3 separate regions of the Homo sapiens genome follow, and all the other regions are linked to region 3. The links are chromatin loops, found by intact Hi-C in ENCODE. Cell type or tissue: heart left ventricle. All regions are shown on one strand. Each heading gives the region's core, and the rest is flanking DNA. Links, peaks and the distances in the headings are about the cores only. Region 1 has its middle 36 kb from the start of ZNF385D. Region 2 has its middle 23 kb from the start of ZNF385D. Region 3 has its middle 89 kb from the start of ZNF385D.

Region 1 (10,455 bases), core at 694-5,693, 55 kb before region 3:
GTTTAAGGTCACCAGTTAACTCAAGACAAATGAGCTTCTAATTCAGGGTTGTTTTATCTAGAATTTGATCATTTTAATTGTCACACTGTGCATAGATAATTAATGTCATTTGTGTCTCCTTTTCCAAACTGTATTTACCTTTAAACCTCTCCAGATTTGCTATCTCCGTGCTTTGAACAGGTTACTTAACGTCTCTGAAATTGTTTCAAGTAAAAAACACGCCTAATATACATAACAAATGTAACTCTATTTTTCTTAGGATTATTTGGAGAATTAAATTGGACAAGATTTTTGGAAAATATGTTCTACTACTTTTAGAATGTGTCTGATATGTGTTAGTTCTCTACCATTACTCTTAGGGTGAGAGTGATAAAATGCATTGAAATAATAAAAATGTAGGTCATGGTATGTTTTATCAGAGGATGAGCGGGGAGGAAGAACAGAAATGTAACTTAACCTGGTTATATCACATCCTGGACAATTAGGCTTACTTATATGAAAATTCGTTATGCAATTATAATTGCATTCCAACTCGAAGAAGCTAACTATTAACTAAAATAGTCACACCTCGATTGCAATTTCTACTTATAGCCCTGACCCTTACCCTGCTATTCTTGCTAGATCTTCACGATTGGTAACTGATCACTACTCTCCTGATTTTTGGATCAATATTTCAAGATCAACATAGGAGGCTAATACAATATTTCTTTGATAAATTCTATTTATGAACTTTCACGTCTTGGAATTTTCAGATTGTAAATACATGGCATCTGAAACAACTTGAAAAATGAAGAGCCTGGATAGGTAATGAATAAGCCATTAATAAATACAAGGGTTTATGTGCAATGGGTTTAGTTTGGTCAGGGCTTCCATTAAATTATATTCAAAATTGGGCTCTCCCAGGGAGTCTCAAATATTTCCAGTGGAACAGAGGGAAAAAGGAGAGCCAGAGTAGAGACCTTCAATGAAATCTTTGGAGTAGGAGAAGGGAAACAGCACCTTCTCCTACGAAGACATTTAAATGCTACTGTATGTTACCATTTGATATAATATTTTTGGAGAGACCTTATTTTTTATCGACTGCCTACCTAGAGCATAAATTCAGAAAATCACCCTCAAACACCTGGGACACTCTAACAGCATTGTTTAATGTAATAGCACTGAGCCCTTAAGAGAGCCCATTCAGTCTCATTGCATTCAGAACCAGCAATTTCTCCGTCCTTGTTCCCACCATGTCTGGCTCCTTACCTGACTTCTCTGCATGCACGAAGAACACCGTAACAGAAGCACAAAGGCACCAGGTAAAAGATGCTCTTTACAAATAATAATAAAATAAAATAGCAGCTTCAGGCAAAGTCAACTGATTTTTTTCCCTTTACAAATGTGGGGACATTATTTGAAAAAGGAAACATTAAACAGCTCACAATATAGCGAGGGAAAGTCAAGCGTTTCCTAAAATATCTTGATCGACACCCACTTCCTATGACAAGACTAAAAATACAGTATGTAAGCAAGTCTTCCAGAAAGAAAGTTGTGGCAGAGATTTCTTTTTTCTTTTCCTTTTTTTCAATCAGGACTCACAGACTGCAGTACAGTGTTATCAGCATTGCCAGACTAATTCAGCAGGCAGTCAGGTTCTCTCACACACGTGCTTATCAGTCTCCTGTAAGAAGTTTGTCATTTAGTGAACTATGGGTATTAGGAACAAGTTACTGGAAGAGAAGTCTGCCAAGAATAAAACTTTAAAACCAGCCTATAAAGCAGGAGAATGTTATTAAGGCTTCAAAATCCATGTTTAAAGCAAACTATAATTGGCCATTGGGTAGATATTCTTAAAAACAGAAGGTCTCTTCCTAGCCAGCTCTCAATGTGGGCCACTTATTTACTTACCTTTTGGTGTTACTCTGAAAAATATGAGCACAATCACTTTAACCATCTTTTTTTTGGCACCAAGAATTTCTAAGGTTGATGCACTTCTCTTTTGTGTGCTTTAAGTGTGTTAATATATAGATTTCAGATAAATGGAAGCGATAAAGAAATTCAAATAGTCTACTTTTAAGTAACGTGTAAAGTTACACTAATATATATTTAGATAGAGAAAAATTATGCCTGATTAGGGCATAGACTAGGTGAGGGCAGTAAGGAACTGCACTTGGACACAAAATTTAGAGGGCACTAAACATCTCAGTGGTCAAGATAAATAGTACTTTAATTAATTAATTAATGTATTTTTAAATTGTATATATATTTAAGTATATAACATGATGTTTTAGACATTTCCTATTTTAAGATATTTTAAAAAGTCATAATTAATGCAAAAAAGAACCTATAACAAAGAAAATATCAAAATTTTAAATAAGGACAGGGTCAATTTTAGTGATGTCTCTCCCTGCCTTAGGCTCCAACATGGCTCCACATGGCACTGTTACTGATTGTGATTTTTATTTCAAAATTTGATCTTTAATTTATCATGGACTTTTTTGCATTTTAATTTTTTTAAATGTTGCATTCAAATATTATTTATCTTGATTACTGTTGTTTTTGGTGACCCCTTAAATGCTATCTGAGGCAGGTACTCACTCACCTCTTCCTAGTTTAGCTCTAACATAGATGCACACACACAATCCATGCATGCACTTCACAGTGGCGTCACCCCTGGTTCCCTGCACTGACCGGGGAGGTTGGACTTGTGAAAATGGAGGATAAAAGCTTTTTAATAATTTGCCCCCAAATCACGTAACTATTAAGAGAGCAGCTAGAATGGAAACCCTGGTCGGTGGTATATCTGAGCCCCATATATTTTCTAGCTTTATTGAGGAATAATTGACCATTAAAAATTATATATATATATGGTTCATAACTTGATGATTTCATATACATGCACATTGAGAAATAATCACAGTTAAGCTTATTCACATATTCATCATTTCCTACAGTTACCATCATTTTTTTTGTGTGTATATATATGTGTGTGTGAGAACACTTAAGAATGTTCTCACCAAATATTTGCCCTCTTAGCAAATTTTCAGTACACTATGCAATATTAATAACTACAGGTACAGTGTTGTGCATTCGATGTCCAGAAACTTGAATAGCTAAAGCTTTGTACCCTTTAACCATCACTCACCTTCCTGGTATCTCCTCAGCCTCTGGCAACCACCATCCTACTCACTGATTCTATAAATTTCACTACTTTAGATTTCACATATAAGTGACATTTTGAAGTATTTTAACCATTTTGCTACATTGTTTCTCCCTTTCTGTTCATAGTTATCATAACACAATAACAAACTCAATTCAACAAACACCTGTTAAGTATCTATTTCATCCCTTGTGACACTTTGCTGGAAAATTTGAAGGTAAATAGGACACTTTTGTTTCATGACCCATGGAGAAATATATAAACCTATTTGACTAACTGTACTGAATGTGGCAATTGCTTTTCCCCACTGATTAGCCTGCAATCACATAAACTCAATACTTCATTTCCATAGAGGCTGCACTGGCAACCAAGCTTGACCTTGGTGTGAGAAAGCGAGAAACAAAAGCAGGAAGTGTGGAGCATGTGACTTATCCCAAGTGCTGTTACTTTACCCTTTTTTTTTTTACCATGTGACTTCATTTAACCTTCATAAAAATCATGTGTGATATTGATGCTTTTATTATCCTAATGGAGAGGTTCTCAGAGGTTCATAAACTGTTCAACATCACAAACGTAAACAGAACTGGGACTCAAACTCAGCTTTCTTTGACACTCCTTTTCTAGGATTCCTCACGAAGGACTTTATAAGCTTCTCTAAGTGCTAATACTTCCCTACTGCCTGTATTGGGAAAAGACAGGTCACTGTGTCCTACGCACGGCATGCCAGTAAATGTCCTTACTAGAAATGTTTTTGACCGTCCCAGTCCAAGAAAAAGCCAAGAAAGGTTTGAGAACACAGTACTCCTTTAGGGAAGTCGGCATTTTTTTTTTCTTCGTTGTTTGCTTTGGCATATTTCAGATTTTAAACATACACAATTCACAGCAAATGGGATATAGTGCCTCCAGAAAGAATTATTCAGAAGTCTTTAATCAGAAATTTTGTTCTCATTTTCAGTGCCCTGAAACCACGTAGCTTTTCTTAGTACATTATCTTTGAATCAATCTATGCTAGGCCATCAGTAAGAAAAACAACTTTCAAATATCTCCCATTGTGCAAAAACTGTGATCTGGAACAGTACAGCATTAGTGGTGACAGAATAATAAGGCCATTTATACTTTTCTGCTTGGTAATTCATAAAACCAAGTTGCATCTAAGTAATTTTTTTAGCATTATGCTTTTGCCATGTCCGTGAACATATGCTAATGAATGAAATCAACAGATTTCTTTTTTTGTATAAACAAACCTTATCTTTTAAACCAGAAACGAATTCCCAAGCTAAGTGTCCAAATATACTTTCCTAAGCCCATGTGAAGTAGTCCATTATATTATTTGGGGAATTATGCTACAAAGAAAAAGATGAAAATTTTATATTTATTTAAACCTAATAAGAAAATAGTGTGAATTGAACACGTGTTTATCTTCATTCTTGCCTGAAACCACACTTAAATGACAAGGAATTTTAAAAAGTATTAATCAATGAGAGCATAGTAATAAGAGAGCAAACAATAATAGATAAGTGATATCAAATCATTTTTGGAAGATAAAGAGAATGGAGGAAAAAACACCTGATAAAGCAAAGTAGTGGAGGCTTCAAGTAACTATCTGGGGGGTTACTGATGAAAGATCAGCTCACTGAACTCTCAGATCCTCTAATCGCTCAATGATAGAAGGTGTGAGGTACCTCAGGTGTGGGTGCAAACAGAGAGCATACCTCCTTCCCCTCCTCTCCTCTTTCTCCAACTGAGAAAATGGACTTCGAAGACTCACTAAGTGGGAACATGGGCACAAAGAAAAGAAGTGGTGAGAAGTGAAGAGCTAAAACAAAAATAGATGTATTTAGTTAAAGTCTAAAAACTAAATGGGAATACCCACCCCTAAGCCCCGTGCCCCTACTCCTTATCCAGATGCTAATATCCAGCACACCACTAACCACACACACTGTCCTATGGAAGAGTAGAAGCCCTTTCTTAGGAGAAACAGTAAGATTCCAGAGAAAGGCCGTTCAGACACTGACATTTTGGAGGCTGTCAAGGAAAAGCCAGCTTCCTACCCAATCACCCTGCAATGAAAATCACCAGGCCACAAGCACTGCCATCAATTCATTAACATGCCATTCTTAAATATGAACGGACAGGAAGATCACAACATATTTGAGGAAAGCCTCCATCATGAAAAGCAGAGGCCAAAACAATTGAGGATAAAATTCAGAGAGGCAATGTTAGGGGAAGAAGAGCGTACTTTTTTAAAAAAAGAGAGCAATAACTCGGGAGGCTGAGGCAGGAGAATGGCGTGAACCCGGGAGGCGGAGCTTGCAGAGAGGCGAGATCGAGCCACTGCACTCCAGCCTGGGCGACAGAGCGAGACTTCGTCTCAACAAAAAAAAAAAAAAAAAAAAAAAAAAAAAAAAAAAAAAGAGAGAGAGAGAGCAATAGTTAATAACCTCAGAGAAGCAGAAATTAATATTGTGCCCATTAAAAAAACCCAAAAGAATGATGTGATGCAAATGAGCTAAGAAGAGCTCTACGAAATTAAAATTATGATAGGAATAATTACATTATCAATAGAACTATTAGAAGGTTAAGTTAAAGGTATCTTCCATCGAGTAGAAATAGAAAGATAGTAAGATGGGGCGGGCGCAGTGGCTCACGCCTGTTATCTCAGCACTTCGGGAGGCCGAGGTGAGTGAATCACCTGAGGTCAGGAGTTGGAGACCAGCCTGGCCAATGCGGGGAAACCCCGTTTCTACTAAAAATACAAAATTAGCCGGGCTTGGTGGCAGGCGCCTGTAATCCCAGCTACTTGGGGGGCTGAGGCATGAGAATCGTTTAAACCTGGGAGGCAGAGGTTGCAGTGAGCTGAGACTGCACCCACTGCACTCCAGCCTGGGGGATAGAGCGAGACTCTGAATTACCTAGAGACAAATGTGACATGTGTCTCTGTCTTTAATCAGAAATTTTGTTCTCATTTTCAGTGTCCTGAAACCACGTAGCTTTTCTTAGTACATTGTCTTTGAATCAATCCATGTTAGGCCATCAGTAAGAAAAACAACTTTCAAATTTTTGAGACACTACATTTTTATTTTTCTGTTGCTTTTTTAAATTTTTGATTCGGGGGCATATGTGCATTTTTAAAAGAATAAACTCCTCCATGCTCTTCCTCTCCACTGTAAGACATGCTTCATTCAAAGGAGGCAACAGTCTTGCTAGGGACAACATGAAATACGGGACACAGGAATCTTGGGATCCAACAACTGTAGAAGTTCAGAAATGTCCAAGGCACTGGCCAATGTGGCCAATGAGACGCTGTGCTATAACAGCTGCACAGAAAGCCTTGAGACCTGCTGGTCTGGATTAGGGCAGGAGGTCAGAGAGCATGAGGACAGAAGAACAAAAAAAGAATGGAGCAGATAGATTTTCTGACAGATGAGACCATGTGCTATTGGAAGTTGTGGAAAAAAGTATCTTCCCAACCATAAGCAAGAAAAAAAAATTAAGACAATATTTAACTCCTAGAAAAATAAAAAGAAATTGTTCAATAAAGCAAAAGTAATTGTAGGCCATTACTTGGTTCCACCATGAACAGTGGATTCAAAGGCATAATAAAGAAAACATAAAATACTGATTTAATTAAATCTATAATATAATTATCTTTGGAGAATGGGGGAGGGTATGTGTGGCATTCTAATTTAGAAATTTGAGATATACTGCCTACAATGATAAATCAACCAAGAGCAAGACACTCCTGTTATTAGTAAGAAAAATATAAACCCCAGAAGAAATATATAGGAGAATTCAAAGTGGCAGCTTCCACTGATCAGTACTTGGGAGTGGGGAGATCTAGGGCAGAATGTTGGTTTTGTTGTTGTTGCTCTAAACCTTAAAGCACTATCTGACTTTCACTCAACTATGGGCATGTGTTCATTTGTTAAATGCACACACACAGACACACACACATATACACATGTGTAAGCACACACACATATATACAGATTAATAAAAAGCAAAAACCTTAATAGATTCCTTTTAACTGCCTTACTGCAAATACCTCTTTCTGAAGAATAAAGGTAGACATCACTGATTTACATGGTCAGAAAAGAGCCTCATTTGCCTGTATTTAGAAAATTCCTGATTTGCATGTTTATGTAAAAAAAGATAAATCAAGGAAAGAAATTAAATACTAAACAAAGATGTAAAATGCTTAAAATATTCAGCAAGATAGCTGCATCATCACTTATACCGTAACCAATTTGGGGCCATAATAAATGAATATTCTACAACCTTTGTGTATGTGGCTTCTTGGGTTCTTTCAACTTGTCACTGTTGTCAGATTATGACAAGAATATTGGGTAAGGGGATGAAAAGCTCTTAACAGGAAATTGGCTAACACAGTCAGACTTCAAAATGAAACACTTTCAAGCTGTTACTAGCCTCAGATAGATGTACATGAAATCTTCAGTAACTATTAAATGAAAGGGCCAAGATGTAGAGCATAGCACATATACTCTACAAGACACAAACACACACATAACTATCTATGCTCATGGATAAAAAGACTTTGGGAGGACATGTATTAAACTGCTAACAATGTTGGCCTCTGAGGAAGAAGTCTCGGGGGACAGATTCAGATTGCATTCAAAACTCTTTCAATATTCTGAGCTTTAAAAATCGATGCATATGTGGCTTTTTTTCAATTAAAAAAGTGGCTCATAAAGATACATTAGATGCCAATTCTCATCATACTCCTGCTAAAATAGATGGTGTTGAGGAAGAATGGAAAGATTGATCAAATTATACAAAAGGGAAAGGAGTATGATTTTACTTATGTAGAACTAACACACAGAGTTATCTGTTGGTGATAAGATTTGGGGTGATTGCTGTTTCTTTGTAATTTTTTTGAAGTTTAAATATTTTCTATAGTTATACTTGTATTTCTTTTAAAATGAAAAAAGATTACTGAAAAAAATAAAGAGAAGAAAATGTCATTCCTTTATCAGTTCTCTAGGGCACAGAAGATGTGCAGTCAGAATGCAGCTTTTTTGGAAGGGGAGGGTGAGCATCTGGGTATTACATTTGCAGATGGACTTCATACCCAGCATATGGGAAATTTTCTCAAGGAAAATCATTTCTGCAGAGGCACAAGTTGCTATTTAAACCTTGGCAGACTAGGTCTTTTTATGTTTGACTTTTCTCTCTCCATATGAGAATTAAGCATATGCTCAGATTTTCTTAAGGAGTTTCCTTATTATTGAAGTTAATTTGTTTCTTCGTAAAGATTGTAAATTTATAGAATGTGAAATTTGATAGCTAGATTTTTTTGCTTGTCCTTTAGGACTATTTATTTTCTCTTCCTGCTTCCTAAGTTGTCACATATGTTACAACAAGGGGTAAGGAAACAAAAAAACAGCATAAACCAATGCGAAGAAATACACAGAACTAGTGGCACTTGAACCAAGCAGGCATAGCGCCATTTCAGAATAACAAGCAACTTTATTCTCAATTTACCAGAGGTTATAGCTCTAAAAATCACAAGTACTTTTCATGAGAAGTAAATGCCTTTATAAAGGTCAATGCAGCATTTATAAGCTTTATTGCATGTTTTCTGTCCTTTTCTGAGGTATGTAAAAAGAACACAATGGACATTTTTTTTAATCAGTCTGCTGCAACGTGACTAGTTTGCCTCCAACTAAGTAAGCTGTTTTGATGTGGGGCCATTTTTAACAACAACAATAACCCAAAAAACAAATTCCTTCAGTGGCTCAAAGTAAGAAACAAACATAAAATATGCAGTGGCATGTGATATTAGGGGACAAATGAAAAACATTTAACTATGAGCAATAGTGACAAGAAGCAGGAGGTATCCCAAAAATGTCTTCACTTCAGATAATTTGCCCCTTAAAATCAGAGGATTTAAGGAGGAACTCCTTTCCCCAAGAAGAAATCTGGCTCCTTCAATTTCCTGTCCTGCTTTGGAGACAAAAGTCTGAAATTCTGCCAGTGCTTAGAGACTTGAGTTCCCCAGTGAACATTTTACAAAACATTAGCAGCTCTAACGGTTTTCACTATTTAATGGCCTCTAACATTATGAATCAAAATGAAAACTAATACAAAGTTTAGAAAGTTTAAGTAATAGTTACTCACAGTCTACATATTAAGCCTGGATCTAATCGTTTTTTTTGGTTGTTGTTGAGATGGCATCTCACTCTGTCATCAGGCTGGAGTGTAGTGGCGCGATCTCGGCTCACTGCAACCTCCGACTCCCTGGTTCAAGCAATTCTCCTGCCTCAGCCTCCCGAGTAGCTGGGATTACAGGCACGTGCCACCACGCCCAGCTAATTTTTGTTTATTTAGTAGAGACGGGGTTTCACCATCTTGGCTAGGATGGTCTCGATCTCCTGACCTCGTGATCCACCTACCTCAGCCTCCCAAAGTGCTGGGATTCCAGGCGTGAGCCACTGTGCCCGGCCCTAATCATTTTTATATTCTATTTGGTCTTTTCTGCAAAAGACATTTGAGAATCAAAAGATGGAGGGCCCAAACTTTGGGACTTCTTTCATCAATAAATTATATTGTTTTGAGCAATTAGTTTTTCTGGGGCATAATTTCCATATCTATAAATGAAGTGATGGGGCAGATACATTCTGATGCCCCTCTTGATTTTAATATTCAATGACAAAGACATGCTGTTCTTTCATAGAGCACTTTGTTCCCTCCATTAAAAGAAGAACCTGGAGATTTATTGAGTTGTGACAACCACTCTTTGTCTCTAGGGAAGTAAACATTTCCCCTACCCCACTACAGCCCTCAGACTAAATCTGGCCTGCCACCTGTTTTTCTAAATAACTTTTTATTGGAAGATAGCCACACCTATTTGTTTGCTTATTGTCTATGGTGGCTTTCAGGCTACAATGGCACAGTTGAGTATTCCGCTGGAGACCATCTGCCATGGAATACCTAAAATAGTTAGTAGCTGGCTCTTTAGAGAAAGAATCTTTACATCCTTGGTCTATAGGATCTTTGAACTGCTAAAGACTTTCTTAGCCCCTAGGAGTTGTGGGAACCCGAAGCAGATGTCCAGGGGGCCATGCAGGAGACTTGCACACACAGCAAAAAGCAGGCCCTAGACCCCCTTTTAGTCATTTCCCGTCCTGCTCACTCCTCAAAAGAGGACCCTTACTCCCAATTGCATAAAGTTCAATGTCCAGATTCTTAAGATTAAAAGAATAGCTTTCATCTAGAGCATCCAGCTATTTTGTGCCAAATGATTGTTTTGATTTTTTTAAAAAGAGCTTAATTCTTCTGGTTTTGTGCATTTT
Region 2 (10,455 bases), core at 3,704-8,703, 65 kb before region 3:
TTGTTATAAATAGCTCTTATTATTTTTAGTTACGTCCCATCAATACCTAATTTATTGAGAGTTTTTAGCATGAAGGGCTGTTGAATTTTGTCAAAGGCCCTTTCTGCATCTATTGAGATAATATCATACTGAATGGGCAAAAACTGGAAACATTCCCTTTGAAAACTGGCACAAGACAGGGATGCCCTCTCTCTCCACTCCTATTCAACATGGTGTTGGAAGTTCTGGCCAGGGCAATCAGGCAGGAGAAAGAAATAAAGGGTATTCAATTAGGAAAAGAGGAAGTCAAATTGTCCCTGTTTTGCAGATGACATGATTGTATATCTAGAAAACCCCGTCGTCTCAGCCCAAAATCTCCTTAAGCCGATAAGCAACTTCGGCAAAGTCTCAGGATACAAAATCAGTGTGCAAAAATCACATGCATTCTTATACACCAATAACAGACACACAAGAGAGCCAAATCATGAGTGAACTCCCATTCACAATTGCTTCAAAGAGAATAAAATACCTAGGAATCCAACTTACAAGGGATGTGAAGGACCTCTTCAAGGAGAACTATAAACCACTGCTCAAGGAAATAAAAGAGGATACAAACAAATGGAAGAACATTCCATGCTCATGGATAGGAAGAATCAATATCATGAAAATGGCCATACTGCCCAAGGTAATTTATAGATTCAATGCCATCCCCATCAAGCTCCCAATGACTTTCTTCACAGAATTGGAAAAAACTACTTTAAAGTTCATATGGAACCAAAAAAGAGCCCGCATTGCCAAGTCAATCCTAAGCCAAAAGAAAAAAGCTGGAGGCATCACACTACCTGACTTCAAACTATACTACAAGGCTATAGTAACCAAAACAGCATGGTACTGGTACCAAAACAGAGATATAGACCAATGGAACAGAACAGAGCCCTCAGAAATAATACCACACATCTACAACTATCTGATCTTTGACAAAACTGACAAAAACAAGCAATGGGGAACGGATTCCCTATTTTACAAATGGTGCTGGGAAAACTGGCTTGCCATATGGAGAAAGCGGAAACTGGATCCCTTCCTTATACCTTATACAAAAATTAATTCAAGATGGATTAAAGACTTACATGTTAGACCTAAAACCATACAAACCCTAGAAGAAAACCTAGGCAATATCATTCAGGACATAGGCATGCGCAAGGACTTCATGTCTAAAACACCAAAAGCAATGGCAACAAAAGCCAAAAATTGACAAATGGGATCTAATTAAACTAAAGAGCTTCTGCACAGCAAAAGAAACTACCATCAGAGTGAACAGGCAACCTACAGAATGGAAGAAAATTGTTGTAATCAACTCATCTGACAAAGGGCTAATATCCAGAATCTACAAAGAACTCAAACAAATTTACAAGAAAAAAACAAGGAACCCCATCAAAAAGTGGGCAAAGTATATGAACAGACACTTCTCAAAAGAAGACATTTATGCAGCCAAAAGACACATGAAAAAATGCTCACCATCACTGGCCATCAGATAAATGCAAATCAAAACCACAATGAGATACCATCTCACACCAGTTAGAATGGCGATCATTAAAAAGTGAGGAAACAACAGGTGCTGGAGAGGATGTGGAGAAATAGGGACACTTTTACACTGTTGGTGGGACTGTAAACTAGTTCGACCATTGCGGAAGACAGTGTGGTTATTCCTCAGGGATCTAGAACTAGAAATACCATTTGACCCAGCCATCCCATTACTGGGTATATTCCCAAATGATTATAAATCATGCTGCTATAAAGACACATGCACACGTATGTTTATTGCGGTACTACTCACAATAGCAAAGACTTGGAACCAACCCAAATGTCCAACAATGATAGATTGGATTAAGAAAATGTGGCACATATACACCATGGAATACAATGCAGCCATAAAAAAGGATGAGTTCATGTCCTTTGTAGGGACATGGATGAAGCTGGAAACCATCATTCTCAGCAAACTGTTGCAAGGACAAAAAAGCCAAACACCACATGTTCTCACTCATAGGTGGGAATTGAACAATGAAAACACTTGGACACAGGAAGGGGAACATCACACACTGGGGCCTGTTGTGGGGTCGGGGGAGGGGAGAGGGATAGCATTAGGAGATATACCTAATGTAAATGACGAGTTAATGGGTGCAGCACACCAACATGGCACATGTATACATATGTGACAAACCTGCACGTTGTGGACATGTACCCTAGAACTTAAAGTATAATAATAAAAAAAAAAACCTGAGGAAGCCTTAAATGTACACCTCTGGTTGATCCTTGGCACAGGCACAGCCTAAAACAATCAACAAAACAAAAACAATAAGAAATAAATATATAATACAGAAAGCCCTGGGGAAAGGGGTAATAGAATTTTCAGAGTTACCACATTATTAGATTTAAATGTCCAGTTTTTAGCAAGAAAATAAAATCGCAAGACATAAAAAGGAATAGAAATGTATGGAACATTCAAAAGGAAAAAATAAGTCAACAGAAATTGTTCCTAAAAAAGACTTGATGACAACTCTACCAGACAAAAACTTCAACACAATTACCTTAAAGATGCTCGAACAGTTGAAGAAAGATGTGAAAAAAAATCAAGAAAGTAGAATGTGAATAAAATAGAGATAGCAAGAAGAGCCAAGATGGGTGACTACATACAGCCAGGAAGAGCATCTTCCCGAGACCAAGAGACAAGACCATCAAGATGGGGGAGGGAGGGGAAGCAATGGTTAATAAACTAAGTAAGACCATAAATAGCAAATACAATCTTGAAAATAAATAACAAAGATGGAGGACTCACACTTACTGATTTTAAAACATACTGCAAAGCTACAGTATTCAAAATAGGGTGATACTGGCATTGAGGCATATAAACCAATGGAATAGAATAGAAAGCCCAGAAATAAACCCTCATACAGATGGTCAAATTACTTTTGACAAGGGTGGTAAGACAATTCAATGAGGAACAAGTAATCTCTTCAACAAACAGTTCTGGGAAAACTGGATATCTACAAGCAAAAGAATGTAAATGGACTGTTATCTAAAACCATGTAAAAAATTAAGTCACAATGGATTAAAGGCTTAAATATAAGAACGAGAAATATAACGCTTCTAGAAGAAAACATAGGACAAAATTTGATCACATTGGATTTAGCCATGATTTCTTGGATATCACAGAAAAGGCATAGGAAATTAAAGAAAAACTAGCCAAACACAACTTTATAAAAATTTTTTAAAAATGTTCTCCAAAAGATACTATCAGCAGAGTAGAAAGGCAATTCACAGAATGGAAGACAATATTTGCAAATCAAGTATCTGATAACAGATTAATAGCCAGAATATAGAGAGAACTCCTAAAACTTAACAACAACAACAAAAAAACAAGCTGATTAGAAAATGGACAAAGAACTTGAATAAATATTTTTCCAAAGATAATATGCAAATGGTGAATAAGCATATGAAAAGATGCTCACAAACATTAGAGAAATGCACATCAAAACAAAATGAGATATTTCACATGCATTACAGTGGGAAAAAAGAAAATAACGTATTGATGAAGAGGAGGAGAAATTGAAACACTTGTGCATTGTTGGTGGGAATGTAAAACAGTATAGTCATTGTGGAAAACGGTATGGTGATACTTCAAAAATTAAAAATGGGATTACCATATGATTGAGCAATTTCACTTTCAATTCAGTTTCTAAAAGAAATGAAATAGAGTTGCAAAGAGATATTTGAACACCTACGTTCATAACAGTGTTATTCACAATTGCTAAAATCTGGAAGCAACCCAAGTGTCCACTGACAGATGACCGGATAACCAAAATGTAGCATACATATGCACAATGGAATATCATTCAGCCTTAAAAATGAAGAAAATTTTGATGTGCTGCAACATAGAAGAATCTTGAGAACATGCTAAGTGAAATAGCCAATCACTAAAAGACAAATACTGTATGATTCCACTTTTATGAGGTACTTAGAGTAGTCAAAATCATAGAGACAGTAAGTAGAATGGTGGTTGCTGGAGATGGGGGAGAGAAAAATGGGGAGATCTTATTTAATGGGGATTTTATTTCAGTTTTACAAGATGAAAAGAGTTAAGGTGATAAAGGTGGTAATGGTTGCACAACATTATGAATACGTTTAATACCATTGAACTGTACAGTGAAAAGTGGTTAAGATGGTAAATTTTGTTATAATGTATTTTAACACAACAAAAATAAAATTGGAAAGAGAAAATAAAAGATATTTACCATTTTGTGCTTTTATACCTGGAAAGTTCAAGCCTCTTAGTCTTCTCTTTGGAATAGGTTTCTCTTTTAAAAACAGGAGTCTTTGCCCATGAAAGATTTTATGATGAAGACTCCAAAAGCAATTGCAGCAAAAGCAAAAATTGACAAATGGAATCTCATTAAACTAAAGAGCTTCTGCACGGCAAAGGAAACTACATCAGAGTAAACAGACAACCTAAAGAATCAGAGAAATTTTTTTGCAATCTATCCATCTGACAAAAGTCTAATATCCAGAATCTACAAGGAACTTAAATGAATTTACAAGAAAAAAAACAAACAATCCCATTAAAAAGTGGGCAAAGAACACAAACAGACACTTCTCAAAAGACTACATACATGCAGCCCACAAACATATGTTAACAAGCCCACCATCCCTGATCATTAGAGAAATGAAAATCAAAACTACAATAGATACCATCTCATGCCAGTCAGAATGGATATTATTAAAAAGTCAAAAAAAAAACAACTGCTGGTGAGGTTGTGGAGAAAAAGGAATGCTTTTACACTTGGTGGGAGTGTAAATTAGTTCAACCATTGTGGAAGATGCTGTGGCAATTCCTCAAAGACCTAGAGGCAGAAATACCATTTGACCCAGCAATCACATTACTGGGTGTACACCCAAAGGATTATAAATCATTCTATTGTAAAGATACATGCACACATATGTTCATTGCAGCACTATTCACAATAGTCAAGACATGGAGTCAACCCAAATGCCCATCAATGATAGACTGCGTAAAGAAAATGTGGTACATATACACCATGGAATACTATACAGCCTTAAAAAGGAACAAGATAATGTCCTTTTCAGGGACATGGATGGAGCTGGATGCTACTCTCCTCAGCAAACTAATGCAGGAACAGAAATCAAATAGTGCATGTCCTCACTTATAAGTGGGAGCTGAATGATGAGAAGACATGGACACATAGTGGGGAAACAACACACACGGGGGCCTGTCAGAGGGTGGGGGTGGTGAGAGGAGGGAGAGCATCAGGGAGAATAGCTAATGGATGCTGGGATTAATCCTAGGTGATGGGATGATCTGTGCAGCAAACCACCATGGCACACATTGACCTATGTAACAAACATGCACATCCTACACATGTACCCCCAAATTTAAAATAAAAGTTGGAATCAAAAACAAAACAAAACAGGAGTCAAATGAAGACATCTTTAAAAATGGAGGCCAATGGGATGCTCTGATGGAAACAGGAGATGGGAAATAGGGAGTAGAGTCTCTATTCCATGGAATCACAAAGCCCAAAGATTAGTCACAGAGAAGTAAAAATGTTCAGGAAAAATATTATGGTAGGTGCAGAGATAGAGAGAAGTGATTAGAGACATATTTAAGAGATTTTGTTGACTAGATAAATGATGATGGGCTGTGATGGGGTTGATGAAGGAGTAGATGTAATTAAGAATAACATGATTTTGGCTTTCCCAGTTCAGTACCTGTCACTGAAATGGGTACTTAGAGAACTTTAAAGATGTCCAGCTTAGGGGAAAAGTTAACAAATTTGGATATGATGTTTATAATATTTTTGAAACAGGGAAATAGAATGACATGAGGCAGTCAAACTAAGGGTCTAAAACTGAGAGGATAGGTCCAGGTAATAGTATGCTGGTAAAAACCAACTGGCTTTCTAGAGAGGCAAAGCCCTGACTTGTATCATTTGTCAACCACTGCAGTTAAAATACTCCCACCAACACATCAATTTCATGGTATAAGTACAAATGACATAACCTGAGAAGAGATGAGCATAATTTACTCTTGCAAGAGAGTGTAAGCCAGCTCCATCACATAAGGAGTGACTCAAGAAGCAGGAAATCATCAAAACTGTAAAGTACTCATGGAAAATCAAGTAAATTCATCTGGATGAAGGGTGGGCTTTGAGTATCTTTTGCTTCTGTGTCACTTATGTTTCCTTTTTTATTAACTCTTTAATGCAGGGTTGCAAAGTATTTGCAGCAAGAATTGGCACCTGTTTCCTAAATCAGCCTAGAGCTTTCATTCTTGGCACCATCACCTGCTACTTACCAAGGTCATTTGAAAGTTATGACCAGTGAGGAATTGCCTCTGCTAGCTAAAAAAAATTAAAAATAAAAATAAAAAAAGGAAGAAAGTGGGGGATAAAGGAGGGCTTGGAAAGTACTGCTTTTATTGCTCTATTACTCCAAAAATAGTCTAAACTCTCAGTGAACCTATTTACAGCTCTGAGAAGTTGAACTCCTCCTGGCTATTTCTTTAGCAATTAAGACCCTATATTGTATCTAATTTCAAAATCGAAGTCTTCCGTAACTTATCATGATGATTTCGGTTATTTGTACATTATTTCCTCCTTCATAGATGTTTGTTGTTTTTGTATTCCCCCAAATTAAATTTTATACTGAAATATACAAAGTATTCGATGACAGGAAATAATTAATCATTTTCTTATTGATTTAAGAATATCCTTCTAGAGTAAATTTTTAGATTGTCTGAGCTATAGTTAGTACACATTTCTTTCTAGAGCTCATTTGTATAAATAGCGTTTTCCAGTAATTATAAAATTAAGACATGCTCTTTTTTAAATATTAGAAAAATTTTAAAAAATAATGTAAAGAAGAAAATAAGTACTCATAATTCCTTACACAAATACTGCTAATAGTATTTTCTTTCAGATACTCAATTATATAGTTTAATATATTGTGATGTCCATTTTTTACATATTAAAATTTTATAGTATTTCTTTGTATTTCAAATTTTTTGTATATTATACAATCAAAATCTTCTGTCATTAAAATTATGCAAAATATGTTAATTATTTAATTATATCCTATATTATGAGTGTGTCATATTTACATACACATTCTTTTATTTTGGACACTTAGATATTTTCCAAATTTTCATTGTTAAATATAGAATGGCAAAGGACATCCTCCTCCATTAGTTTTTGTGCTTATTACTTATTGTTTCCTTGGATAAAGCCTTGAAATGTAATACTAGGTTAAAGGGTAAAATTGCTGCAAATAATTTTGGTACATACTGTTCAATTGCTCTCTCAAAAGATCGTGCCAATTTACAATCACATCACATGAGCGCCGTGTGTGACGGCTCAGTTTTACTCCACCATAACCAGCACTGAATATCCTTTAAAAAAGAACGACGTATGTGTGTGTTAAATCTGATACACAACAACTAGCATTCTGTCATTATTTGTATTTATCATTCTTTTATTAAGATAAGTTAATGACTGAAGTAATTTTGTGAATTTGTCTTCCTATCCCTTGATTATTTTTCTATTGATGATCATGTTTACCTTACCTAAGGTACTTAATGTAATTTAGAGATAACTAAAAAATAAACTTTATATGAGATTCTGGAAATATAATGTCTAAGTGTAGCATCAGCAATTATCATAAAAAGGAAAGTAAAGTTGAACAAAGAATATATACAAGTGATGTTTACAAATCATAATTACACAAAGCAAAAAGAAACATTATTCTTTACGGCTACCAGAACTCCATGAGAAAGGCACATTTGCTATTCCTGTGGGCAGAAACTGAAACTTTTTCTCCTGTCCAAAGACACAGATAGGTTTTAGAGTGAATACTAGTTCCAGAAAAGTTCCCAGTTCTCTCCCCATAGCTGCTGAACGGTGCTAAAGAGGAATCCCTGCAAACAATTGCTGTGAGCTTTAGATATGATTTTCTAACTTTCTCTTGGCCCCCAAACATGCTACTTACTTCCTCAGCCTTTTCCCCACATGGGACCGTGTTGCCAATAATGTCTGTGGGATACATTTGAAATCATCAGGCTTGAATTTAATTACATTATGTAAACTAGAAAATGTCCCCAGTAGGTTTTGAGGGACTAGCTTCTGTATGCAATTGCAAAGTTCTGTTTTGTTTAAAATAATTGCATTTTGATAAATCCACTCTGACTCAAACCATTTTTTGATCTTTGTCAAGAACTCATTTTCATCACATCAGCCTGAATTTACCTTTTAAAAAAATAAATATTTATAAAATTCTGCATAAAAGCCTTTCCTCTACTCCACATCCTCCCTAAATGCCCTCTCTCTCTACCGAGGTTGGGGCAGGATGGTGAGAGGAGATGGGCAAAGCATCATGTTCATGGGTTATCTCAGCACCAACTTAGTTGACAGATAGTCACCAAGTTCTGAATGCAGCCTATTCTCTGACGGTGCATTGGGAAGAAAGGCTTTCAACATGATCAGACAGAGAGAGAAGAATCATTTGAAACACTGTATGAACTTCATACTTAAATTCATTATAACATTTGTGAAGTTGCTTACATAGATCTTCCCATTGGAGACTGCGTCTTTGGGCCTGATTTTTCACCCTTCTTCATATCCATGCCCTCTGCCATGCAACTTTGCAATTCTTTTCCCTAATAAGGCATATTATATTTCAACTACTGCCTTATTTTGTACTTGGTTTTGTGACCAGTTTGACTAATAGAATGAGCTCTGCCATATTTTAGCCTAGCTTTCTTATGTCTCTGGCATCACGATGAGAAAAACCTACCCTGCTGAGTCTCTTGGTCCAAGGAAAAAGAGAGACATGTGGAACAGAGACACCCTAGCTAGCTTAAAACCTGACATAAGAAGCGGAATTGTCCAGCTGAAGCAAACCCATCCAGCTGAGCCAAGCCTTGATCAAACAGACCCCAGATGATATGCAGTGTGTCTCCAGTAATAGACATAATAAGTAACTGCTGTTTTAAGTTAATGAGTTCTAGGGTGGTTTGTTAAACAGCAATGGCAAACTAATATAATTCCCTTAGAAGTTTTAGCAACTTACAACATACACACTCAATGCAAAAATTTAAACACTCCACAGTTAGAAAGAAAGCCAATCAGTGCCCCTCATTTAGAAACAGTGATACCCAATTTTCTCAGGCTCTTGTTTACCACTTCTGAGACGTGCCTCTCACTGGAAGCATTTTCATTTACTGGCTTTTAAAGAAACATTTCTCACCACAAACACACTTATTTCTTTCCCCAACACACCTAGCCATCTGTCTTCAAAGCTCCTCCCAACTACTTCATTTTATCCCTACCCGCAGAGATACAAAGAGCCTGAGCGAAAGGTGGCACGGCTGAGTTCAGAAATAAGGCAAGTCCCATTTCCTATTCATCTCACAGGGGTAATCTAAACATCGAAGCACCCTGTAGTCTATCAGGCAAGCTATCACTGACAGCTCTTGAAAATTCAGAGAAACAATTCTGATTCAGAGCATGGTTCGCGAAAAACAAAATCTACAATCAGAAATATACACATATATATATACCTGTCTCAACTGAGGCAGAAAAATCACATCACATATCTTTATATCACTTCTGATTTCTCACAATACAAAAAGAGGACTATATTTAATTTTATAATTTAATTAAAATAATTTAAAAAATCCAAATAGAAATTCCCCAAATGATCTCGTTATGAGTCAGTTTTACCCAAATCAATAAGCCACTGTGGTTAAGTGTTTGATAAACAGCCACAAACTCAAGGAAAAATATTGTGATGAAAAGACTATTTTAATGAAACAAAATCACTGTCTGGCACATAGTCTGGAACATTACTATATGAGGACCAGGTCCTATTAATATCCCTGCTTTTCTAAAGACAACAAACCTAGCCTGTTACAGCAGTGAGAACTAAATTTTGCCCCATGGAGAACCAGGTTGGAAAAGGAGATATTCTTCCAAGAAACTCTCAGAAAGTGGTTATCTGGTGGCTGACATAAAGGTACACTGTTCTTAGGCTGGAGGTGGCAAAAATCAACCACAGTCAGAGCTGGGACGTGGAAAATGCCTAGGGATAAACCACCTGAAAACATTACTTTCTCAGCTCCAAAGACAAAGCCACAGACATCAGTGTCATTAAGACCACTGGGCATTTCAGGATATAAACCTGCCAAATGCAATATACTCTGCAAAACAAAATTGAGCAGATTATTCAGGTCAAATTGACTTCTAACTCAGTGATCATAAGCCCCAAATAGTTCAAGCATTTGTATTCTGAAACATGTCTAAATAGCCCATGTGGAAAGATAATATATATATATATACTTTTGTCTGCTTTATAAAAATGTGAGGAAAAAAACATTAAAGAGAGCGGATTGTTGCCTTTATATAAATTGTA
Region 3 (10,455 bases), core at 2,825-7,824:
ACAGTGTGGAAATTGACTAATACATACACTGACCTAGCAAGTGCTAGGAACAGCTCTAGCCCTAAATAAACTCACTTGTTTATTGGTATACAGTCATGACCCTAAATGAACACACATTCATCAACATTTAGTTATTATTTAAATTCAAATCTACTAAAGGTACTATCATATGTGAGAATCAATCAAAAACCAAGAGATGCTCAACAGCTAAGAAGGAAAGAAAAAAACTAGTGAGGCTATGTATAGTTTGCTTACTTTTTTTTTAAGTTGGAGAAAAGCAGCAAAAATAAATATAGTTCTTAGTACCAAATAGGTACTATGCAAGTATGTAGCAAATGGCTCACGATCCTTCCATTGTAAAATTTGCTTAGGATGAGTTTTCCCTCCAGAAAATTGTTATGAGAACATATGTTGCCTCCAAAATTCTCCAGTTGGACAATGTTCCCTGCTGAAATACTCATAGTCTTCTCAGGAATGTGGTAAACACATGTGATTCACAGGGTGGATCAAAGTGATACTACTTAAAAAAAAAAAAACTAAACCAAATACGTATGTTCACTAAGGATAAAGGCACAAATAATAAATCTTAGCATATGTTCTAATAGAAAATAGCTTTAAAAATGGAGAAAGAGGCATGTAGCCTAAAAGAGGGAAGATTTTATATTTACTTGAAAAGGTTCTTGGTAAACCAGAAATTATACTTGGAACTGTATTGTTATGGGGAAAGATGATACCTTTTACATTCCTCCATTTCATAACTAATGGTGTGTCATTTCCAGAAAAACAAAAAATATTATTCTAGGCCTACCAATAATTGTCCCTCCAACTAAATGTCTCTGTCAATTTGGGATCCTGAGATTATATTCCATAATCCCTCATTTGTTGTAGAGGCAAAGTATATTAATATATTCCAAATATGATTTTTAAAAATCATGAAGTGCCTTAATAAGAACACCATTTTGAGTTGAGGTGAGGAGTGAATAGTCTATAGATGTCTGGGTGCCTATGAAGATCAGACAGGTAAAGAAAATTATGCCCAGCACTTTCACAGTTTATCTACTGTTAGGTACACTGTTACAATAACTTCTTTTGCAGAACTTTTAATTGCAGATTATGGAAGCAAATTTTGGGGAAAAAAAGTTATTTTTAGGGCTAATGCTGTTCATTGTTTAGTCTTCTGACTCTTCAAAAACTGCTTTGGTCTATAAACAAAAGTTATTAGAAAGAGATATCAAGAGAAAAACATAAATATGGAGGCGCATTAAATCATTTTCGTGTCACTTTTTCGATTAAAGTATCATCAAACACTTACTCTGATCTACTGTTCTCTAGCTCTCTCTTCCCCTCATCTCTTACCCTAAGCAAACTTAGGACATAGATACCTTTACACTTCTGCATATTCAACAAACAAGATATGAAGACTGTGAGAGTGAGGTTGAGACAGTCAGCTGGGTGTGTTTATTTATGGATTCACAAACACTGCCATGGGATATAACACATTACAGAGACCTAAAAGAAAATTCTCAAATCTCCATCCTAGAACAAAAGTTGCCAAACTTTTTCTGTAAGGAGCCAGATAGATAGTAAGCACGTTAGACTTGCACACAGCCTCTATCACAGCCACTCAACTCTACTATTGTAGCCAAAAAGAAACCATAGTATGTAAACGAAGGAGCACAGCTGTGTTCTCATAAAACTTTACTTATAGACACTAAGATTTGAATTTTATATACATTTTACATATATAAAATATTATTTTTATTTTCTATTTTGGCCATTAAACAAATGTAAAAAACATTCTCGGCTCACAATGTACAAAAATATAAGGTAGTTTGCAGACGCTGCCGTAGACCCACCCCAGCTTAAATATCTTAGAATGGTGAGAACCGGGAATAATCATTTGGCTTATTCCACTCTTCTTCTCTTCCCTCCTTGAGCTGATCCTGTCACCTCCATATGTCACAATATGAGAAATTTTTAAGGAGAAACATGAAACTTGTTTGAAATGCACTTTCTGATGGCTTCATAAAAGGGCTGTAAAAAATTCAAGGTATGTATCCTTAAAGCTCTTTAAAGTATAAATTTTTTCATATGATGCTAGCATTGGAGTGACAGAAACAAAGCTAAGTGAAATTTTTTTTATATGTCATTGCCAAATTTCTCTCTACAGGCCTCCCTCCTTCTTTCAGACTCTAATTCAGAGAAATCTATTCTAGCAGTTGAAAGCCTTTGACTTCTTTCAGTCATCAGTCCATGTATAAAAACCATTCAAAATTTAGTGTCTTCAAACAACAGCAATTTACTATGTCCAGAAGTATGGTGGGTTGTCTGCAAGGTCCTTGTGCTAATCTGGCCTGTGTTTTCTCATGTAGCTGTTTTCAGCTGGGAGGTAGATAGGGGTCTGGAATCAGATGGTTCAGTTGGGATGGCTAGGCCTCTCTTTCTACATCCCAGGCTTCTTCATGGTATGGTGGGTTCAGGGTAGTGCTCCAAGTGAGTACAGGTGCATGGCTTTGGAATTTAGATGACATGTTTTCTGCAACTTATTGTTCAGAGCAAGTCAGAATACCAGCTTGGATTTAAAAGGTTGGAGAGGCCAGGTGCAGTGGCTCACACCTGTAATCTTGACACTTTGGGAGGCTGAGGCAGGCAGATCACGAGGTTAAGAGATCAAGGTCATCCTGGCCAACATGGTGAAACTTCGTCTCTACTAAAAATATAAAAATTAGCTGGGTGTGGTGGCGTGCGCCTGTAGTCCCAGCTACTCAGGAGGCTGAGACAAGAGAATTGCTTGAACCCGAGAGGTGGAGGTTGCAGTGAGCCAAGATAGCACCACTGCATTCCAGCCTGGTAACAGTGTGAGACTCCATCTCAAAAAAAAAAAAAAAATTGGAGAAATAGACTCCACCTCTGGAGTAGTAAAATAATATTGCAAATGACGGTGAGTAGAGGAAGGGAAAAATTTGTGGCCACCATGCAGTCTACCATTTCATACTTCTCTCAGGGTTTGTGGAGCCTATGGGCCTACATTATCCCTTTTATTTCAAAGCATTTAGATCTTCATAACTGCACATTAACAGTAGCAATCTTAATGGCATGATTATAAAGATTAACAATGAATTCCCAGAGTAACACAGAAGAACAGTGTTTGGAAGAACAGGTATTGTTACAAAATTGGTTTGTGTTGGCTCTCATCATTTTGGTAATATGGAAAATTCAAGAAGATTGCCTGGGGAGACAATGCAGGTGATAAGCATGAGTAAAATGCTATTGAGAAGCTCAAATATGTAAGGGAAAGTTTTCAAGACAGGTACTTGGAGGATCTGGGAGATAAGTATAGTTATGTATGGTATATATGCTAAAAACAAAGGTGATGGTCAGTCAGAATCTTGTTTGTGAACAGCTTCCAGCACTTCTCATAATGAATTTAGATGCGAATCAACAATGAAGAGGCCAGCCTTCCTGTTTGAGTGTTTTTAATTCAGCTATAAGACCTTTTTGCCTAGAATATCACACCGACACTCTAAGGCACTAGGAAGAAAATTCCCAACAGCCACTAAAAAACAATAGCGGCTTTGAGTGTCAATTGTCAAAGTGATGGAAAAGAGAAGTTCTGGAAGGTCACGGTTTTTTATGTTTAAAGGATAGCAAACTGGCCTTATCCATCTATGATGCTCAAATGAGCCCTAGCTAGAAACCCTGTTAATAATATGATCACAACCCTGTCTCTTCAAATCTAAGATGCCATCTATTGTAAGTTACATGCTAACTTATATATCATCCAGTAACTATAATTATAAAATATCACCAATTTTAATAGGTGTCTTGATTTCAGAGATGTTAAAGTGTGAGAAAAGATGCTTCTTAGAGGTGATATAACTTGCTCATAATAATAACACCACAAACTAAACAATAACCGTGGGAACATATAAAACATTTTTCATATTTTTTCTGTCGATGCTTACAGCAGTCTATGAAGTACTTTCTATTATTACAATTCACATTGGATGAATGAGGCAACTGTGGCTAAAAAGATAAAAATATTTTTAATAATAATTAAAGGTTATTAGAAGATAATCTTTGATTAACATAATTAACGATTATCAAATGGCTATAAATGCAAAGTCAAAATTCTGTCCTTGGTCTTTCTAACTCCAAGCCTTAATCATTAAGCCCTATGGCCTTTTCTGAAAACTAGTCACTTCCATTTTTTTGGTAACATTTTTTTAGTATCATCACATAATTTTTAACAACCAGTTAATCAACCAACCACATTTTAAAATCTCATATTATGAAATTCTCAGGAGTAGCTAGCTAAGTGAAACACCAGCCACAAAAATGGTTTTGACTTCACAGTCCAAAAGCTCATCATCTGTTACAAACTCATCATAAAAGATGACTAAACCAGTATAGCCAGTCTTTGGCGCCTAGCTTCTTCTCTAAAATCTCTCACTTTCCTAAACTATGTCCAGTTCCAAGGTACAATTAAAAGCCAATTGATGTAATTAAATAGCTCCCAAGAAAAACTCAAATAGCAGAAACTCTATTAGGCAAGAGAGGCTAGCTTTTTCTATGATAACTAAGAGGCCGACAATTTCAGTTGCTTACAAGAGTAAAGATGTATTTCTTGCCCCACACAATGATCTTTATGGGTCAGCTCTGACTCCAGACCACATCACTTTGCCTTCACTTTAAGACTCAGCTGACAGAACAGCCATTATTTGGAACATTTCCCAGATGCTGTAGCAGTGGAAAAAGTGATCCCTGGAGAGTCACATACCAGCAATCAAATGCCTGACCTGCACTTGACCCTCATTACTCCCACATGTATTACTGGCCAGAACTGATCTCCAGGTCTCCCTCTACTGGAGGGGTCAGAAATTGCCTCCCACTGTGCACCTAAAGACCGAGAGCGCACAGCCTTACACCGGACTGCAAATCTCTCTCAATTATGTTCAGATAAACATGTTGTTTGATGCTTGTGCCTATACTGCTTTATATTTAGGTAATTATTTTTCAACGTTTTTGGGTGTGAGGACCCTGTTATAAGTGGAAAAAAGAAGAATGTGATAACCTCTTTTGATAATAATTTGCTTTTTATACGCATATTTTTGAGAAGGTACAGATAATCAAAAGCCTAAATAAATTCAATGATGTTTTAAACTGAATTTGTATTTCAGTGACAACAGAGGGTATACATGCATTCAAAAGTAGTATGTAAGTATTACACATGCAAGACATGGGGTAAGATGTGGCTCACTTAACCCTCACAGAAACAAACAATTAAGACAAATTCAGACTTCAAAGACCTAAAATTAAAACAGAATAGAGAAGAGCTGGAGGCAAGTGGTATCACTTTTACTTTTCTACCCCTCAGAGGGCTTTGTAAGGGATATAACCGTTCTTTTAAAGATAGCATGCTTCCTATTCCCTGATATCTTCATATCGACATTGCACTCCTTCCTTTTGTCTAGTTGAATAGTGCTCAACCTTTAGCAAACACAAGAATAACGGTATGCCCAATACTAAAGATTTTGTGCTTTATGGGCAACTGGGAATTTTCAAGAAAAGTTTTGTTTTTAATCCAACGTTGGCATATGAATGCATTTGGGATTTGGCGACCCATAAGCTGGAAACCGTTGCTTCGGTATTAAAACTCTTAGCAAATGACACTCTTCAGTATTTGGTGATGTTTCCATCCAGTTCTAATACTCTACCATTATTTATTTATACATTTGCTTTTGGAATGTGGTTGGACCGCACTTTTTTTCATTCATTCAAAAAAGTTTGATAAATTACCCCCTTATGTCAATCACTACATATACTTATTATATTGAAAATGCTGAGAGGAGATCAATCATCCCTGGCTTCAAAGAGTTTGCTGTCTAAAAGAAACCAAGAGTTGAATAAATGTCTATGACTGAGACCTGCTCAGGATAAACTGAAGGCACAGGTAGTGGACATGTATCCAATCTGGGTTGGTCAATTTAGCTTCCCTGACAAACTGAGGCTCCTGGTGAATATGAATGTGAAAGAAGAATTAGACATACAGATGGTAAGAGACTGTTAGCAAGTTTCATGAGAAAAGAATCGTCAAAGGCAATGAAGCAAGGACATTCAGAGCAATGATGGCACCTACTATGTATATTACTCTGCAGCTTGTGTTTTTTACTAAACTGCATATCGTGGGCATCCCTACAGACCAGTGATAACAGACGTAACTCATTCTCTTTAATAGCTTCATAGTAATACCAAAAATAGATGCACATTATTTATTCAATTATTCCTGCACTGATGGGTGTTCAGATTACTTCCAAGGTTTTTCTACTACAGTGTTGCTATAAATATCCATTTATGTATAATTGTAAGCTGAGATCCTTTGAATTCTCCTGAGATCAATTCCCAGAATTGACATTGTTGAATTAAAGAACATTTCATTTTAAAAAAAGTCAGACTACTGTATTAATTTATCTTCCCACGGAGCATTCTAGGTTACAAGTCGTAAGTTTTGCTAATTTTATGAGCACAATGATAATAGCTCTTCGTTTTAATTGTATTATCCTGACCACTGATAAGGCTGAAAATTTTCCATTTTTGTGAATAGCCTGTTTATGTCCATTCAATCGCTTCCATTTTATTTTTCTTGTCATTTTTAGGGGTTCTTTGGAATACTTAAGTTATTAAACACAAGTATAAGTATGCATAATTCTTCCAAATTACACACACTTTTCATTTTGCTTAAATTTTTACTTAATTTAGGAAGACCTTGACTTTATTGGTTTAATTTTTGATGTATTTTGTTATAACATTTTTTAAGTTTGTAAATTCGCAATTCATACATATTTTTCTGTGCCTTTATACTTTTTTTGTTTCTATTCTTTCTCTAACAAGTCACGCCTCAGAAATACATACATATATGTATATATACACATATATACATATATATACACACATACACAAACACACATATATAATTGAATCTATATAATTGAAAATGTATTTGTATAATATATAAAATGGAATATATAATTGAAAATGTATTTGTATAATTTTTATCATTTCTAAAATTTAGATTTTTTGTTAAATTTAAAACTATATGTTATTTTAAAGCTGCTTTCTCTTTCAGATGAAAAACCAATGACAGATAACTGGTTATCAATAATAATTCAATATGTAATCTTTTCTCAATGTTGCAAGTCACCTTGGATTCTGCTCTGCTCTGCTCTGAATCCCAGGCTGATAGAGCAGCTACTCTCTGGAACAATAGAAATGCAATTTAAAATACCTCTCATTTTGAATATATGTGCTATTAGGGTTTTGGGAGAAAAAGGAGCAAGATGGGAAGGGAAGGAGAATGAATTTTGGCCTGAGATTTGATTTCTATCAGATCTGATTCCTATTGCCTATGTGAATTTCCCCTACCTTGAATCCAGCCGTTATGAATTGAATTTGACTCATATGTGAAAGGCCAGTGATTGGTAATCATGAAAGATGACTTCAAGCCCCATTTGGTCGACACAGGCTCTCTAGGGCCATCACAGATACTCATGGCAATGCTTTTAAATATTAACCCTGTAATTAGATCTTTGGGATGGTTGTTTACATACTGGTCTGAGGATGTGAATTTATATCCAAATTTCTGTTTTCCAGTTGTAAAACTCTGTAAGTGGAATGAAAGCCTTTTCTTATTTCATTCAGTGATGCAGTCAATCCATCACCTTTTGAATGCCACAATGGTAGAGAAGTACAATACTTTCAGCTTTGGTTAATTCTACCTTTGATTTGCTATCAAACAGCAGTTAAGCTAATGCAGAAAAATTATTTTGATAAGGACATTTCTAAAAACAGAATTCAAAATAAGATCATTTTGGTCTCTTCCATTTATGTCAAATAAATGGTAATCTGCCAGACATGGTTGGCGCACTTCTGAAAATCTATTCTCTTTCAAATTGCACTGCATTACATGCAGAATGCTTGGTCCTTATTTGAAATAGTTTAGAGCAAAAGCTTGGTCCTTATTTGAAATAGTTTAGCATAAAAGCTTTTAAGAAGAGATCCTTTAGAAGCTAGAGTTGGCTTTTATTGGAAACTATTTATCCTGGAGAGTAGTTCTTAGATAATTGCAAGAGAATGTTCTTGTCTCATTTCAAGACAAGCTGAACAGGACAATCATTGTGTGGGGCTCTCTGAGCAGTTAGAAGATAGTATAAAGACACTGAACTTTTGGGTTGGGGAAAAAGGTTTAAGAACCAGCAGGTAGAAGCACTCAGGGGATTAACCGTAGCTCCTTTATCACTTTGCTCTTTGTTGGGGGACTTATCATCGGCCTAGTCAAGAAGGTCACCAATGTGACATTAGTGGACCAGGGGAATTATCCTGACCATTTGAATTATCCCTGAGGATATGTTTCAGCCTAAGAGAAATGCGAGCCTGTTGTCCACTTTAGAAAAGTGAGCTCAGGAGATACAAAGTCATATTTATCATGCTCTGTAGCCCAAGCACGTGAGAGGTAGACTCTGATTCAAGGTTGGAACAATTACTAACATCTATTTATATGTTAATCCAACCAAAATGTATTAATATATTGAGCTATTAAAATATAGAGGATACTGTACTAGGCACTTCAAGAATACAAAAATGAATAGAACCAAGCAGTTATCAATAGCAGGCATGTATTAAAGTCAGAAGATGATAAAGGGGAATAATCAAGTCATTACCAATTTTGAAAAGAAATGAAACCCAGCAGATGGTGAATTCTTAATGAAAGAGTTATTTCAATATGAACTTTGACAGAAACAATTCAAAGGGTCCCAGGTGGTAGCATGGTATCTTCCAGATGAGGGGAGAACATTTCATTCTTTTATTCTAATCATCAACCACTCCATTCAAAGCATCTCATTTCCTGCTGGGGAACAAAGTTGAAACAGACATAGAATGTGCACAAAAGGAACTCTAGTAGGGAGATAAGATACATTCATAAATAAATATAAAATAACATAGCAAGTAATGCGTCACACAAAAAGTAGAAAGTCTTGTTCTAGGAATTGTGTTGGAATTTACAAGGATGATATCTGGCAGAGATGGGAGATTTGGAGATATTTAACATATATTTTACGGGATTTTCACTATCTTATGTAATTTAACCTTAAAACAACCCTGAGAGGTAGACAGTACAGGACAAGTAAGATTTAGTACATTTGTTTTACAAATTAGGAAATTCGTGCCAAGAGAGGAGGGTTTTTGTTATTATTTTTTATTGTGGTTTTGTTTCATTCTTCAAAATACAATATCATAAGAGTGTTTTTATTAAAGGAAATTTATCCTCAATTGAGAACAGAGGATCACTGGCTTTATTCTAGCTTACCAGCTGATTAGACATTATAGATGGTGCTTTCTTGGGGATTTTGATGATTAGCCATTATAGATGGTGCTTTCTTGGGGATTTTGATAGGCAACCTGGATGCTAAAGTTGTCCGAAGCTCACTTTCCCTATGTGTCAAGTGGAGGATAACATTCTCTGATTAGAAAACATTCTCTGATTACAAAAATCAAATAGGAAAGCCTTTTAAAAATGATAAATCACCAAACCAAAAGGAAAGATGTTAAGTTTTGCATGGTAAACATTCAATCCAAATTCAGTGCATGACATCATTTTTAAAGTTCACCTGGTGCAAGATGCTTAAAATCTGAAATATTGAGGCCTATGGGAATTTGTTACAATCAGCAAAATTGCACTGTCACTAAATTGTTCACATTCTACCTGATGCTAGTATTTTCATTTAGTTTTGGAAGGCAAAAAAATGATCAATTTTACTGAAATTTTTCAGAGTTGCCTTGTTCAACCTCACAAATACAAGTATCAGTATATAGCATACACTGAGATAATTTAAGAGATCTTGGTGGACTTTAGAATTGGTTTTATAGATGTAGGTTTCACTTACAGAGCTATTGTTTTTCTAACACTTTAAAACATGTGTTGATGTACTGCCAAATCATGAACGAAGGCAAACATGTAAATAAATAAGAGAAGAAAAAGAAAAAAGAGAAAAGAAATGTTAACGCAGGTCTTAAAGTTGCTTTGCGACATTTTTATTCAAGAGAATAACTTAAGAGTTAAAATGTCAGAATTATGGTTAGTCATTTATTCTCTAGTCTACTTCTACGAATGCCAGATTATAGGTTGCATGTCTGTGCTGCAAATTTGCTGCCTCTTATAGAATAGAGCTTCCTGAGATTAAACATAAAGAAGAAAAACAGTATTGAGATTTAAATTTGCCTGGAGGAAACTGCATAAATGTGACTTTTGGTCTAATGGAATATAATAGCAATGATAATTTTGGTTGTAGCATAAACTCAGGCATAAAAGCACGAAGTACACAGTAGCTCCTACGACTAACGCTATTATATTTTCTCTCTCTTCTTCTCCTTCTCTTTCTTCTCTTTAAATCCCTTTTC

What was found. A loop is a pair of places that touch in the nucleus more often than their neighbours do. Peaks named below come from ENCODE experiments on the same cell type or tissue, not always from the same donor. Only the 100,000 strongest peaks of a DNase experiment are listed, where the experiment ranks them.
Region 1: a loop joins it to region 3, with 1.9 times the contacts of the local background. A loop is called at or near these places in 10 of 110 quality-filtered maps.
Region 2: it touches region 3 in a loop (2.2-fold over the local background); 4 of 110 quality-filtered maps call a loop at or near these places.

What each region holds. Positions count from the first base shown.
Region 1 is chr3:21,782,427-21,792,881 of GRCh38, forward strand. It overlaps a transcript of ZNF385D not described here. Among named protein-coding and RNA genes, the nearest start is that of ZNF385D, 36 kb to the left of the region's middle. In heart left ventricle, for the core only: no CTCF peak of the experiment used is centred there; no DNase peak of the experiment used is centred there; H3K27ac peaks cover 1,424 bases.
Region 2 is chr3:21,769,002-21,779,456 of GRCh38, forward strand. It overlaps a transcript of ZNF385D not described here. Among named protein-coding and RNA genes, the nearest start is that of ZNF385D, 23 kb to the left of the region's middle. In heart left ventricle, for the core only: no CTCF peak of the experiment used is centred there; no DNase peak of the experiment used is centred there.
Region 3 is chr3:21,834,998-21,845,452 of GRCh38, forward strand. It overlaps a transcript of ZNF385D not described here. Among named protein-coding and RNA genes, the nearest start is that of ZNF385D, 89 kb to the left of the region's middle. In heart left ventricle, for the core only: a CTCF peak has its summit at 4,878 (motif pointing left); no DNase peak of the experiment used is centred there; H3K27ac peaks cover 607 bases.